Regions from separate parts of the Homo sapiens genome. Here regions 1 and 2 are each linked to region 3. A link is a contact called in ENCODE Hi-C or POLR2A ChIA-PET data. All regions are on one chromosome and are shown on one strand. The core of a region is the stretch at or near the end of the contact, and the rest is flanking DNA. Distances in the headings are between cores, read along the strand shown.

Evidence for each region. A loop is a pair of places that touch in the nucleus more often than their neighbours do. ChIA-PET counts read pairs that join two places held with the same protein, here RNA polymerase II (POLR2A). Pooled maps may share reads with other maps.
Region 1: a map of CD8-positive, alpha-beta T cell shows a loop between it and region 3 (18-fold over the local background). The contact joins the promoter of GSKIP here to the promoter of VRK1 in region 3. A Hi-C loop is called at or near these places in 6 of 168 maps with a recorded cell type or tissue (CD4-positive, alpha-beta T cell, CD8-positive, alpha-beta T cell, OCI-LY7 and 2 more), 10 of 37 single-sample maps with no recorded cell type and 23 of 50 pooled maps.
Region 2: a map of naive thymus-derived CD4-positive, alpha-beta T cell shows a loop between it and region 3 (8-fold over the local background). The contact joins the enhancer-like site here to the promoter of VRK1 in region 3. A Hi-C loop is called at or near these places in 3 of 168 maps with a recorded cell type or tissue (CD4-positive, alpha-beta memory T cell, HCT116 and naive thymus-derived CD4-positive, alpha-beta T cell) and 7 of 50 pooled maps. POLR2A ChIA-PET finds 5 or more read pairs at or near these places in 2 of 52 experiments (activated CD8-positive, alpha-beta memory T cell and activated naive CD4-positive, alpha-beta T cell).

The regions. Positions count from the first base shown.
Region 1 is chr14:96,361,538-96,364,860 of GRCh38, forward strand. It overlaps GSKIP (GSK3B interacting protein), which reads left to right and starts at 1,989. Exons shown (of 4, transcript NM_016472.5): 1 at 1,989-2,031. It overlaps ATG2B (autophagy related 2B), which reads right to left and starts at 1,804. Exons shown (of 42, transcript NM_018036.7): 1 at 1,278-1,804. The coding sequence starts at 1,439. RefSeq lists enhancers at 364-433, 1,675-1,969, 1,890-2,710 and a silencer at 1,912-2,261.
Region 2 is chr14:97,119,281-97,122,444 of GRCh38, forward strand. No RefSeq gene overlaps it. Among named protein-coding and RNA genes, the nearest start is that of LINC02304, 34 kb to the right of the region's middle. Within about 2 kb of position 1,396, at least 2 of the 41 ENCODE cell types and tissues checked have a DNase peak (open chromatin) inside an H3K27ac peak, as active enhancers do.
Region 3 is chr14:96,796,022-96,799,300 of GRCh38, forward strand. VRK1 (VRK serine/threonine kinase 1) reads left to right here and starts at 1,361. Exons shown (of 13, transcript NM_003384.3): 1 at 1,361-1,426. RefSeq lists silencers at 1,243-1,442, 1,453-1,742 and an enhancer at 1,687-2,218.

The DNA.
Region 1 (3,323 bases), core at 739-3,238, 430 kb before region 3:
TGGGTTGTTGAATTCAAAAATATCCTTCAGAATCCCTATCTTTTGGAAGAATTACAGGAATACAATACCATAAGACGGACGACACAGAGATGAAGTGTGTGCTCCATTAGTGTTTACTGAACTCAGGTGAATTGCTAAGTCCATTATCACTCGGCTAATTGTGGCGGTCTGGAGAGTCTCTCCAGGGGTAGGACTCTCACCTCCTGGTGAGCGACTGGGTCTTACTGCTCTCAAACCAGGGCTCTTTCCACTATCTTGTGTCCTCTCCCTAGTTTATGTCAGGTACATACTGATAAAATTATATACTGATTTATAGTCTCTAGCACAAATTCGCTTAAGGGTCATAATAAGGTATTTCCATAATTTAAGATTTTCTGTGGCTAAGGAAGTAAGGGTTGGGCAAAGGGTAGAAGTCACTCTATTCCTGTCAAACCCAAAAGTGAATATACTTTAAGTAAAATGCTATGCATTGAACACACAAATGCAGGTACGACTGCATGTGGTGAGTCGAAATTCAGATGAAGCACCTGTATAGCAATGAGTGAATTCACAGCCTCTAGATGACAAGTAGAAGGCAGGTTTTAAAATGTCTGAAAATTGCAACTTCAGCGCTTTTGCAACACCTGCTTTTACGATCTGTCACGTGGAGCAAAGAGGCATAACTCAACAGCACTACTAGGGCCAGACGACCATTCACAGGCTGGATACACAAACCTATCTTGTAAACATATAATCAAGCAAAAGCAGGCAAACCGGCACAAGAGGCCTTCACCTAACTTTCTTCCAGATGGCAAACGCTGCACGATGACAAACAAGGCAAACATGGTGCGCAAGCAGCCAACCCAAAACAAATAACTAGGGATTCTGACATCCAAAGGTCCTCTTCATCCTTAATCCTTCCAGAATGTCATCCCACAAGGCAGGGTTTGTTTGCCACAAAACCCTGCGGCCCCTCACATCCCGAGGGACAGTTCTGGTCACCTCCTCCCACGGACCTATTGAGCCTGCTTCACAGACCCCCGAAGCACTGACTCAATTATTCCCACAGTGTAGATTCCATTACATCTGTTAAAGTTTCCGGAACACGTGATTTAGGAGAGCAAACTTGTTAGAAACAGATTAAACAACACTCTAACACATTTCTCTGAGCCGTGTCACACTCGGGTCCAAACAATTCCCAAGGAGGGACTGACTGTCACCAATCTTGGATGGCACTGGTTCAAAGCGCCCTAAAGAGGGGAGCGAGCCCCGCCCGGCTCGCCGCCGGCAGCTCTTACCCATTTGTCCAAGGGGACCTGGGCGAGGGACCCGGTGCCTTGGTACAGGTCCAGGCTGAGCTGCTCCAGGCTCAGCTTCTCCTGCAGAAAGTGGCCCAGGTACCTCTGCAGGAGGTACCGGCAGGCCCTCTTCTTGATGGACTCCGAAAACGGCCAAGGCATAGTGACTGCTGGCAGCTGGGCTGACTGCGGCTGCGGGTTGCGACGGCTCCGGCCTCGGGGTAGCGACTCCGGCTCCAGGCCGCGGCGGGGCCTAAGCCTGGGGCGGCCCCTCCATCCCTATTTGGTGCCGGGAGTCCCTCAGGGAGACCCCATCGCCGGCGCCGCACCGCTCGCGCTGGGCCTGGCGGAGGCAAGACGCAGAGGGGTCCTCCTGGCCCCAGGCCAGGGGACTTCCGAGGAGGGTCCCAACCGGCTCGGAGAGAGTGCAAGAGAGCGCGAGAGGAGGCGGCAGGGGCTGAGGCAGCCACCGCCACTGCCGCCGCGCGACGAATTTGTTGTCATCCGCGAGGCGCGTTCCCGGCTGTAGGGACGCTCCTGGCGCGTTCACGAGACCCAGACTCCCGGCGCGCCGCCGGGCGCTGGCGGAAGTGACGCCACACTGGGGCCGCGGAAGGCGGGCAGAAGGGCGGGGGCTGGAGCAGTTCCGGCTCCGAGGGGGCGGGGCGGAAGAAGGCGGGGAGGGAGGGGGCGGCACCGCCGGTCGGCTCCAGTCGCCTCCGGAGGAAGGAAGAAGAGGACGCCGGGCGCGCAGGTGAGCGGCAGCCGGGGTGGCTGCGGGCGAGGGGCGGCCCCCGAGAAGGGCTAGGGGCTCGGGGCGCCGGCGGGCCGTCAGGCCTTCCGGATGGGGACGCGACGCCATGCAGCTGGCTGGGCCGAGAGGGGCGGCAGGCTGCAGGGGCCCCGCGCCCGTGTTAAGAGGGGTCTGGGGGCCGGTCTGGCCGGCCTGGCTCTCCCGGCTCCCCTCAGACCTCGGCGCCCCGGAAACGCACACTTGGGGCTCCGCCGTCTCCGCTGGGAGGACTGGAGCCCTTCTCGAGCATCCCCGCCCGCACCCGAGCATTGACCGGTGCCCATTGTCAGCAAGTTCTTCGGCCCCCGCCTCATTCAGGTATTGTTTCTGAGGCAGCTTCTTCGTTGCCGTTTGCCTGGCGGTTTGCAGAGCGCTTCTCGCATACGCTCGCTTAATCCTGGGTGTGTCATAGCAACGATCAGGAAACTTGGGTTTTCGAAGCATCTGTGGGCAAAACTGCATTCCTTGAGAAATGCTAAAGGCTCCTGACCCCGCCGGAACCTGGGTGAAGAACTTGGGCTGTTCTGGCAGTCTGCGCAATCGTATTTCTGCCTTTTGGGAGGTAACTCCTGCAGAGGCGGAGCCGGCTGTTAAGTTAAGTCAACCTCGAAAGGCCTGGGTGCGGGTGTTCTATGGCCCAGAAGCCAGATGTCCTTCGTTAGAATCCCGGCACTGACACCTATTAGCCGCCCAGCCACTTTGAGCGGCCACTGCCCTCCCCGAGCCCACGTTGCCTCCTTTGCCGAGTGTGAGCGGATTAAAATCTTATGTGCATGGATTTGTTGGGAAGATTAAATGATATGAGTAGGGCACGAACCTGAACAGAGTCCTGAAACATACAGCTGTTTAATCACAGTGAATTAAGACGACCAGTTTAAGGAGTGAAATGTTTACTGTCTCGGCAACTTTCATGAATGCCTTGGAAATACAGCCCAAAATATTGGTAGATGGAGAAACATCTGGTTCCCCTTTCCACAACCACCTTTTCGTTTTAGAACCAGGGTACTTTGTATGCAGTTGCTTGGATTGTTGATTTCCCTCATTCTTTGTAGACTCATCTCAAGTATTCTCAGTAACTTAGATTCCCTTGCTCTTCATTCAGAAATATTTGTTAAGGTCCATTAAATGAAAGTCACCACAGTTGATCATGTGAACAGTGTCAAGAATCAGGCCGAACCTTCAAGGAGTTTATGTTCTAAAACGGAAGCATGGTGGTACCTGCTTGTGGAGGCTGAGGCGGAAGGATCGCTTGA
Region 2 (3,164 bases), core at 146-2,645, 320 kb after region 3:
GTCATGACATGCCTTTCTGACTGACTATAGCCAGGAAACCTTCTCCGTGTTTAAGGATTCACACAAACACATTGAGCCCTCCTGGGTAATCTAAGATCATCCCCTTATCTCAAGGTTCTTAACCTTAAACATCTTTGCAAAGTCTCTTATGCCAAGTAAGGCAACATATTCAAGGTTTTGAAGATTAAGTCAAGGACGTCTTTGGGAGCCACTATTCTACCCATTGTCTCAAGGAAAATGGGATATGAAAACAGTGGTGTGTGCAACTCTCGTTTCTTGTACTTAACAATGAAGCTTCTTCTCCCACCCTGTATGTGTCTCTCACCCTCCAAAGTCTGCAATTTCAAACCTACGGCAGAAGAATTGCACTTGACCATGTGATGACAACAATTGAGCCACCCAGCTTAGAGCCAGAGATGGGGAGCCTCACATCGAGGATGGCAGAGACATCTCACCAGCTTGGGCACTCCAGGGAGAGATGCAGAGCTCCCTCCTGCTCTGGACTGCGATGTGTGAGAGAAATAAACCTCCCTCTTATTTAAGGAAATATTGTGGGAACTCAATGTCGTAAGAGCCTATACCTCTATAGCCTCTACTGAAGCTGTGCTTTTACTAATATAGACCCCAAATAGAGATTCAGTTGAGTTACAAAAATATAAATAAATTGATAATTTCTTGCTCCCTTGAATACATGCTGGCTTTGGGAAATGCTGACTGCTGTATAGACAGACGGCGACACTAAGTAGATGACAGGCCAGGGAGGGGTGGAAGAACAGGGAGACCTCGCCTGACTCGGCAGCAATAGGAAGAATAAAAGACTTCCCAGGTGAATAAGTCTCATGAGATCCGACGGCTTTGAGAATGGGAGTCTCCCTGCACAAACTCTCTTCTCTTGTCTGCTACCACATGAGACGTACCTTTCACCTTCTGCCATGATTGTGAGGCCTCCCCAGCCACGCAGCACTGTAAGTTCATTAAAACTCTTTCTTTTGTACATTGCCCAGTCTTGGATATGTCTTTATCAGCAGTGTGAAAACAGACTAATACACCAGGGGAGGGTATTTTCTGGAAGGACAGTGACTGCTCTAGTTCCCTCCTCTAAAAAGTGAACCCTGCCCCAAGCCAATGCTGTCTGCGAAGGACTGTGGCTCTCACTTTCTCTAAGTTCATTTTTGCTCTGCCTTCAGGCCTAGCCTCCTTACATCCATGGTGGCGTTGCTTTGGCACTAAAATTGCACTCACCTTGGGCTTGCAGACACAGGTCAATTTTGAGGGGCCAGGTAAAATATATATCCAGGGGAGGAGGTTAGAAGAGGTTACCCAAGGCGCTGAGCCTCTTCAAGAGCTCAGGTTTCTGGCTTCAGAGTCTCAATGTGGGGCCTGACTCATAGACCCACAGGGCCCCCTTCCTGGAGATTCCCCACATCACGTATGTGGTTAGTGAACTTGAGGTATTCGTTGGCACACCAGCAATGATGGGGAACTCTGTGTTTTGTTCACTGATCCATTTCATGCCACTCTAACATTTTTAAAAAGGGGAGCAGGTGGTGCTGAGGAGTCTCAGAGGCCAAGAACCAAGGCCAGGGGCAGCTGAAGCCTGAATCAGAGAGATCTGCTGACAATCTGTATCAGTGACACTTCCATCAGGCAAACTAAAGTAACTCTGAGTATCTCAAGGAGGAAGAGACAACACAGGAAGTAGAGGCTTTGAAATGATTTGAAGACCTGGGGTTGCAAGGTCAGGGAAGCCACGGCTACAAACAGCTTAGGAACTCAGGAGCTACAGAAATTGCAGGGACAGTTTCCAGCAATCTCAGATCCTGCAGCACTGAAATCAGCAGTTCATGGGGGGCTGCCCAGAGACCCATCAGTGCTAAAGCCTTATGCCAGCTGCCTGCAAAAGTACTGGCTCCTCATGGCCCTTCAGGGGTAATAATGACTCTTCCTTCTTTCCCGTCTTCCAGATCTTGCATGAGCACCTCTCATTGAAGAACCTACTGTGTAACCCCGCTGGTCACAGAGGCTGAGAAATGCAGCATCCACATTTCCAGTCTCTGCAGTAGAGGAGATGGTACAGAAAAGAGCAAGAGATTGTCTAGCACACATTGTCTACTCTGGATGCCACATTGACATTTCTCCCAGCGTTTTCATATAAAATTAGTTGAGCTGACTTAGAAATGACCACACTGGTGAGTTTCAATGTAAGTTGCACATACATAAATATGAGATTAACCCAAGTGTCATGTCATCCCTTATCTTCTCAATGAAAAGATCTCCCACAAAGTGTTGCTGACTACTTAAAAAATCAACTTGGAATAATCAATTTATTAATTTACTAACATATAATTAAGATTTCATACAACATAAAATAGTAATTTTAAAAAGATTATTTTTCCTCTCTTAACATTTCATGGGGGTTTGCATATTAGTTACACATAATATATATGTGCATATTTACATGTTACTTGAAGCTTACATAATCTACCTTGACACCAGTAAGCATGATTGTCTGAGTTGTTTGAGCAACAGCACCCTTCAAATCTATGTTCCTCTGGAGGCTATGTCCCAAGCCACAGGTGCTCACTCACATAACAGTGCGACCATTTGCAAATTTTCTCCTGTAAGTGCGTATTTCTGATCTGTGCTGTTCTTTTGGCATAGTTGTTAAAATGATGCTCAGCACTTACAGTTGTACACTCATGCCCATAGAAGGGATGACTATACCCCTGTGACCTCTGTAAGCATCCCAAATTAGCCTTAGATGAGGTCACTTCAGGTTATTGCATCTGTCCCAGACCTAACTTTCTCTTGTATTTGGGCTTGCACAGAATACAAAGGCAATAAACACATAGCTCCTTTGTGTTTGTATATGTGTGTGTGTGTGTGTGTGTGTTTGTGTAATGTTTTAAAAAGTTCTTTTATGGGCCTCATTCATTCATTCATTCATTCACTCTTATTTATTCATTTACTCACTTATGGCATTTCCACTCTTAAACCCTTGAGTGGCTTTCTACTGCCCTTAGAATAAAGCCAAGCTCTGTTCCAAGACCTGCAGAGCTCAGCCTCACCTGAACCCATCTCCAGTCTTGCTTTCCCTTCCCTCTCCGTTCCCAGTGTGCCACCTGCACAGCTTTCTGCCTTGGTCATGCCTGCTCAGTCTGCCG
Region 3 (3,279 bases), core at 111-2,610:
GGTGTGGTGGCTCATGCCTGTAATTCTAGCACTTTGGGAGGCTGAGGCGGGGTGGATTGTTTGAGCTCAGGAGTTCAAGACCAGCCTGGGCAACATGGTCAAACCCTGTCTCTACAAAAAATACAAAAATTAGCCAGAAGTGGTGGCCTGTGCGTGTAATCCCAGCTACTCGGAGGGTTGAGGTGGGAGGATTGCTTGAGCCCAGGAGGTCGTGGCTGCAGTGAACCGAGATCGCGCCAATGCATTGCAGCCTGGGTGACAAAGTGAGACTATATCTTTAAAAAAAAGAAAAAGAAAAGTAAAATCGACAAATAAACCCCCAAAGCTATGTAAACTCATTGAGGGACCTGCGCAAGTGAGGTCCTGAAGCTTACGCTTCATTGGCTTCATTGTTAATCTCCCTCTGCCTGTGACTTCAGTGATTTTGACCTAGAACAATGACCCAGTGCCCAATAAGCTCTCAGCCTCATGGGTGATGGAGACTTAGCTGATTATAATAAACACAATGCGGCCGGGCGCGGTGGCTCACGCCTGTAATCCCAGCACTTGGCGAGGCCAAGGCGGGCGGATCACAAGGTCAGGAGATCGAGACCATCCTGGCTAACACGGTGAAACCCCGTCTCTACTAAAAACAGAAAAAAATTAGCTGGGCGTGATGGCGAGCGCCTGTAGTCCCAGCTACTCGGGAGGCTGAGGCAGGAGAATGGCGTGAACCCGGGAGACGGAGCTTGCAGTGAGCCGAGACTGTGCCACTGTACTCCAGCCTGGGCGACAGAGTGAGACTCCGTCTCAAAAAAATAAATAAATAAAAATAAATAATAAACACAATGCAAACTGTGGCATACGTTGATTACAGATGAAACACTATAGATGATTAGGTAGACATTGAGATATGCTTTGAAATAGGCTTCGAAAAACAGGTAGGATTTAGACACATATCAATGAGTGGGCAGAATAATACTAACACTATCTGCTATTTATTGAGCACCAACTAAGTTTAAAGTACTGCCTATAGATTATTTCATTTAATCCTAACAGAAACAGGAAACTTATTTTACACCCAACTCTCTGCCAATACACTTAATAAATCAAGCTACTACGAACAAGGCTGTAAACCACATTTCCTAGAAGACCAGGGAGCAGAAGGACGGGGATCTCCCTTTGCCGCTAAGAGACTCCAACTCCCAGGATGCCTTGGGAGCGCTGGACCACAGCTCCCGGCATTCCCGGGGAGGCGCGGGGCTAGCGTAGCCTCCGCCCCGCGCCTCGCGTTACCACTCGTCCCGCCCCTCCTCGTCGCCTCCGAGCCAATGGGAAGGCTCCATACTGCAGGGTGCGAAGGGGCCGGCGCCGCTGCCGAGTTACGAGTCGGCGAAAGCGGCGGGAAGTTCGTACTGGGCAGAACGCGACGGGTCTGCGGCTTAGGGTAGGGAGGCCGCAGGCGACACGGCTCGAGGACTCGCGCGCCGAGCCGGGGGCGCGGAGGCGGGCGGCCGGGGCTGGGGCCGGCACTGGGCCTTCCGGGCGGCCTGTGGGTCCACCGGGGTGCGGGAGTCGCCGTCAGCCTCGGTCGCCCCGCGGGACCGCGCTCCGCCGCGTGGCTTCCGCCTGCGCGGGCGTCCGCTCCTTCCTTGTCTCGTTCAGGCCCCGCAGGCGCCCCCGGGGATGCCTGGACTGGCCAGGCCGGCCCCCATCTGAGCTCCACGTTCTGGACGCGCGTGGTGTCGCGGCCGAGCTCGCAAACGCCGCCTCGGGCCTCACCGGGAAGCCGGTTCTGTCAGGCGGGGCTCCGGGTGAACAGCGCAGGCGAGGCCCCTGCCCCGCAGAGCTCACTCTGTAGAAGGGAAACAACACACGCAGCTGCGATGTTTTGCGGATACGGAAATGCTTTCTTAGAAACGGGACAGGCAGTTGCGGGCTAGAGGAATGGGGGCGAGGCTCTTTAGGTTAGGTGATCCGGGAGGGCATCTCAGAGGATGTGACCTTTGACTTGAGACCTGAGAGGGGAGGCCGACCCCTGAGGATAGCAGCCAGGCCTGGGGACCGCGAGGCCGCCCGTTATTTCCCTGTCACATCGCGGGGAGGCCCCGTGATCCTGTACTTGAGGGTCTGTCTGGTGCAAGGCAGTTAGAGCCGCTTGTGTGTTTTGCAAGGGACTTTCATAACCGTTTGACAGTTCCTCCTCATTCTGTCCTTACCTGGCAGGGTGGCATCCTTTACTGTTGCAGCTCCATTCAGGGGCAACGCATAGTTTTTCCTACCACCGAAATAGTATTGTGGTTCTCGTCTCAAAACTCTTAGGTGGTAGAATTAAATTCGACAGACAGCAGCAGAGTCAGACACTATAGGTTCCTGTTGAGGCCACCCATTTTTCTGATGTCCTTTCTTTCAAGTCACTCATTTTTGTTTTCCTTTGTATAGACTCTTCCCTTCCCTTTCCTGTGTCCCTTTCTTGGAACAACTTGGAAATACAATTTGCTATTGGGAGGATGTTGGTTTTAGGGAACTGTTGAAGAACTTCATTAATTATTGTGTGTGTGTTTTTCTTTTCTTCTTCTTTTTTTTTAAACTGGAATTGCCCATCTGTTGAGACTGAAATTCAAGAGTAAAAAAAAGTAGGGCAGCATTTATTTTCAAGAGTTGACAATAAAGGCACCTTTCTTTATGACATGCTGAGCATGATACTTTGGGGGAGAATTTAATCTAGAATTTTGAAGCATTTTCAGAAGGAAGCAAGGGTTCTTTATATAGTCATTTTATGTAGGTTACGTTTATGTTCTTCAAAATGGCATGTAGTGATTGGAATTAAATTTCTGGGTAGATAAGATTATGTTCATCTGTTACCTATAGAAGGGAATGTAACTTAAGTAGTCACTTAATAATAGCTTTCTCTGTTGATGCTACCACAGATGGTATTCTCTACATCTCAACATTGCTGATCAGATTCTGTGTTAATACAGTAACACAACTTGAATTTAATAACAATAAACTTGTGTTAGGCGTTACTGTCAATTTAGTTCTGGTATCCAGTACAAATACCAGTTTTATAGTGCAATGTCTTCTTGTTATGTTCAGTGCTGCAAAAATTATGAGAGGATATTTGTTAAACAAATGAGATAATGGAGTAATGTGTTAAGCATAGAGCCTGGCATATAGTAAGTTAGTAAGTGCCCAGGAAATGGTTATATGGAAAGCTTATGCTAAGTTTTATTCCAGTATGCAAGTGTGTATTTTAAAAATAACAGTAATGCATTCAAAATGTTGACAGACCCTAAAATT